2 separate regions of the Homo sapiens genome follow, and region 2 is linked to region 1. A link is a loop called in an ENCODE intact Hi-C map of the cell type or tissue named here. Cell type or tissue: lower leg skin. All regions are shown on one strand.

Evidence for each region. A loop is a pair of places that touch in the nucleus more often than their neighbours do. Peaks named below come from ENCODE experiments on the same cell type or tissue, not always from the same donor. Only the 100,000 strongest peaks of a DNase experiment are listed, where the experiment ranks them.
Region 2: it touches region 1 in a loop (4-fold over the local background); 98 of 110 quality-filtered maps call a loop at or near these places.

Annotation. Positions count from the first base shown.
Region 1 is chr5:148,723,517-148,726,016 of GRCh38, reverse strand. No RefSeq gene overlaps it. Among named protein-coding and RNA genes, the nearest start is that of HTR4, 70 kb to the right of the region's middle. In lower leg skin, no CTCF peak of the experiment used is centred here; no DNase peak of the experiment used is centred here.
Region 2 is chr5:148,453,946-148,456,445 of GRCh38, reverse strand. All of the region lies in intron 1 of LOC107986462 (a long non-coding RNA gene), which reads right to left. It also overlaps a transcript of HTR4 not described here. Among named protein-coding and RNA genes, the nearest start is that of FBXO38, 71 kb to the right of the region's middle. In lower leg skin, no CTCF peak of the experiment used is centred here; no DNase peak of the experiment used is centred here.

The DNA.
Region 1 (2,500 bases):
GGCAGTGCTCTTGTGAGAACGACATGAGGTGATGCATGCCCAGCATCCTGCATACTCCGGGCTATTTGCAAAATGCTAGTACTTCCACTGCAGCACCTTGAGCCTCCCACAGGGACATGCTCCTTATCTGCACCTGCTGGTCTATATGCTGAGAAATGACGGAAGTAATCACCTGTGTCCTTAGCGAGCTGCTCTAATATTTATTCACATGAAAACTATGGTGACTCTTCTTCCTGTGCTTTCTGCCCTCTTTTCTTCCTGCCTTCTTCCAGCCATGTCAAGTCCAATTTGGAGCTTCATAAATAGTTCCGGCTCACTACTGCCCACCCCTTTTTCTTTCCACCAGTTAAATGCTACCCGGTTTTCTACAGCAGAGCAGTAACTTATTGTCTTAGATCAAGCAACTCTTAAGACTATCAGGTGTCACGAATTGTGCTAAGGAAAGGATCTGGCTCTAAGCCGGTGTGGTCATGTGGGAAAACAATGAAGTGAGGAAATTTAGGAGGAATTTGATTAATACAAGTAATTTAGAGATTCATTTGCCCTTACTGTCTTCCTGAAACCTCCCAGGCTGACTTCACTGAGTTTCAGGGAGTATCTCTCTGGATTAAGATTTATATGTGGTGAGATTCACTTGCTAGGAATGAAGAGAGAGAAGAAAGGAAGAATGACAGAAAAAAGTTGTATTCTAGATTTTATGAGATGGCCAGAAAATGAAAGAGGTAACCAGAGGCAAAAACTGAGAGACTTGTGCAGCAGATGAGGAAACCGTTTAGTGTAAGTAGCCCATCCTTACCTTTGAGATGGGAACACACAAATTCACTGTGCCCTTGGCACTTTCTTAATGGGTGATCCAAGGCAAGATCCTTCTGGGTTGATTAAATGAGGACACCAGAAGGTTCTTGATGTCCTTGGCAAATCATGCAGCCTCAATGAGTCTATTTCATCAACTGTAAATTGCATATAGCAAGAGCTACTCCTAGGGGTTCAATGAGATCATGAGGCAGTGATTGGGACTCCAGATTCAGGATGCCTGGATTAAAATCCCAGCTCTGTCACTTGTTCATCTGTGTGACCTGGGAGCAAGGTATTGAATCAGGGACAAGTTAGTCAGTTATTTTTCAGAATTTCTTTATGTAAGAATTGAAATACGAAATATTTAGCACATACAGTTGTTGTAAGGACTAAATTAGATAATGCAGATAAAATACATAGAAAAATACTTGGCACATAACATATGTTCAGTAAATGCTTCATAGTTAGTGGTGGTAATGATAATAGTAAAAGATAATTCATATAAAGATCCAGTGCAAAGTCTGGCACATAGTAGACCCTCAGTAGATGTTAGCTATTATTACTCTGGGTTTCCCTGATTTTAGGACTTGCTCACAACTACATCTATTCCCAATACCTGCCTCAGTTCTAGCCTCTCAGTGTAACAGGAACTCCATCCTCACCAGCTGTGTGGGCTGTAAGTGGTTTTGCTACCTTGTGCCAAAGTGAATAATGTCAATGGGCATTTCTTGTTCACGTGGGTCATGAATTTCAAGTCATCAGGACTTCATTTGTGCCTTGCTTTTCTGAGCTTGTTACTGCAACTCTACCAGATACGGAGCCTGGCAGTGAGTTCTAATCTGTCTGTGACCCTGATTCCTCATACATTTGGCTTATTTGATCCTACTGGAGTTGTGCTTCAAACTTAATAGAGCAACTTGAGACTGTGATGCTACCATTCTCATGACGCAGAATAGCTGCTGTGCACACGCTCATGCTGTCCTTGGCTATCTGAGCCTGCCAAGGCTGGATTGAATTAGCTGCAAGCCTTCTGCCCAATTCTGGGGGACCAACTCCTCACCGGGCCTAGGATGCTTCTCTTTATTGGCCATTCCTGCCTTACATTTCCTATCTTCCTGGCCCCAGGTCAAATTGTTCATGATATTTTCAACTATGAGATTCTGTTATTCCTTGTTGAACTGCAGAAGTGTATTATAACTTCAAAAATACTTTTCTGTTTTCCGGAGAAGGAGCAAATGTCAAAATACTTCACGAGTGGTCTTGAGCCAGAATTGCTTTGTGGTTTCATGATGTAGGGGTATCTGGAGGCATAGACTTACTTTTCTATTCATTTCACTTTTCTTTTAGAAGACATTCTTGAGTAAGTATGTCCTGGCACAGTCTGGGTGCTTCTCTCTGTCACGTTTTTTACTTTTCTTGGGGAAAAAATGCAGCGAGCTCAGCTATCATAATGAAAAGCCTCAGAATATGGCATTTTTTAAACAAATGTTGAATACTAGTGCAAGTTATATTTCTGATACTGATGTATTATGCTTCAGCAAGAAGTGTTATCTTGCGAATTCCATTCTCCAAGTGACATTTTGAGAGGTTTAATTGACTCTATCTATTAAATTAGGACCTGGACTTGAAAACATTGAAAGTTTTTAGCTTTTAAGTGAGGGATGTAACACTCAGGATAGAAATTTGATTTTATATCATGAGATCA
Region 2 (2,500 bases), 270 kb after region 1:
GATGTTTAGATCCCCATGAATGGGCCTACAGACTGCTGGAGGTTTGCACCCTCCAGTTAGAGACAGTGCATAAAGTTAGCCAGCAACAGCGGTGTGTACATGAACGCAACTGTGAGCTCTGAATTCACAAGGCAATGTAAGTTTATAAGGTGGCCAACCAGATGACCCCAGATCTGCTCCTATTATTTATTTATTACCAAAGTGAAAATACCAACTTAAAAATATATGCTTGAATCATGCAGACTTGGGAATACTCAAACCCAGGGTATGTCTTTATAAGCCAGACTCCAGTTGGGATGTGCTGTCCTCTGCTAGACTCCTGCCAAGGAAAGCTTGGACTAGTTCCTCCTTCCTGTGTCTATCAGTCACCATACCATGGTGAGAGGAACCACTCAAATGTTGTACAGTTGAGCCTTGAACAACGTGGGTTTGAACCGTCTGGGTCCACTTACGCATGGATTTTCTTCAGCCTCTGCCACCCCTGAGACAGGAAGACCAACCCCCCTCTTCATCCTCCTCCTCCTCAGCCTCCTCAGTGTGAAGATGCTGAGGATGACGACTTTTATGATGGTCCACTTCCACATTACAAATAGTAAATATATGCTCTCTTATTTATGATTTTCTTAATAACATTTTCTGTAGCTTACTTTATTATAAGTACAAAATATGCATTAACTGACTATGTTATCAGTAAGGCTTTCAGTCAACAGTAAACTACCAGTATTTAAGTTTTGGGGGAATCAAAACTTATATGCAGATTTTTCAACTGCACAGGGGATCAGCAACCCTAACTCCTACACTGTTCAACGATCAACTGTAACTGGAAAACGTGCCCATCTGCTTACTCTCATATCCACAGAGAGCTGTTGCCTTTCAACTGCCCTCTGGAGAAAGGGAAACTCCATTTGGAATATCCACTCCATTCCCACACTTCTTTTCTAGTTATTCCTGACAAGTGACTCATTAGCACATGAGAAACAGATGCTTATGAGGAGAGACGTGTGAAAAGCAGGCTGCTGTAGAGGTTGCCTGCATTCCACGGCAGTACATCTTTTTACGTGGTCACAGATGTCTGGTTGCCTTCTCAACTAGGATACCTTTTTCATGCGAACTCAGTGTAGGAGAAGGTGTCATTGCTTGCCAGTGAAAGTGATCTATTAGCCATAGAACAGGGCAAAGGTTCAGGAGTGTGTTCTGAGGTTAAGGGTACGGGCACCATGCATGTTGTAACCTTAGATAAACTGCGTAACTGCTCTGAGCCTCAGTTTTCTAATCTGTAAGAACAGTCTAAGTAGAGCACCTGCCACTTAGTGAGTATAAAAAGTAAATTGTATACATGAAATAAGGTATGTAACTTCCAAAAATGGTACCTGGCACACATCCTAATGTCTTAATAAATTGAGCTGTGTATGATTTCTTAGTATTGTCATTCAGTTTTCTCCTGCACAAACATCCACTTCAGGGATATCCCTGCACCTCAGATACTAAAGCGTAGCCCCATTTCCTAGGGCTGTTTGGTCCTGAGCCCTTGTTTGAAGACTCATACATAAGTCATTAAGCAATGCTGCTCAGGGGCAAGAGCAATGGGGAAGGGGTTCCTGACCTTGGTCCTGGCCAGGCCTGCGCTCACCCGTCATGACACTCAGGAGACTCACTCAGCTGCTATGAGCCTCACTTCTCGCCTCTGTATAATACCAGTCTTATCACCTGCCTTGCCTGGCCTGCAGAGCAACTGTGATTATAAAAGGAGTCTGTTGATAGGGAAATCAATTGGTGTTGCTTTAGTACGCATATTTGCCAAAAGAGGGCTTTGTGATTCTGATAAGGGAGAAGGGAAAGGCAAAGTCAGGGAGGCTTCTATATCTTGAGGCCAGTTAAGTTTCATCCAAAAAGGAAATAAAAGAGAAAAATATTTCTAAGCCATTAAGGCTATGTGTACATCATCATCATCATTATCATTATCATCATTATCATTACATACTCTTCATTCAATGCAGAGGAGCAAAGTGAGGTATAGAGAGATTAAATAACTTGCCAAATGTCACAAAGTTGGTAAGTGGTACTTTTTAATCTCAATAAAATAGTAAAATTAAGATTAAAAAGTAAAAAAAATAATTTTAGCTTCAACATATTGAGCTTCTACTATGTGGCAGACTCTGTGTTAATGTTTTTCTTACATTATGTTATTTAATCCACAGAGCAAAGCTATGTGGTAGGTATCATTAACCTCAGTTACAGAGGTATAGAAAGTGATGCATAGAGAGATTAAATAAGTTGTCAAATGTCACAAAGCTGGCAAGTGGTAGAGCCTGAATGGGAACTAGGTTTGCTTGACTCAAGTGAGGGTCATGGTTACTATTCTGCATAACGCAGCCCTCTAGCTGACAAGACAAGGCAAAGGGAAATAACCACACATGACAGGGCCTGAGAAAAGTTGTGAAGGCTAAACCTTTTGCAGAATTAAATACATCAGACAATGGCTACTGGGAGTTATATTTCT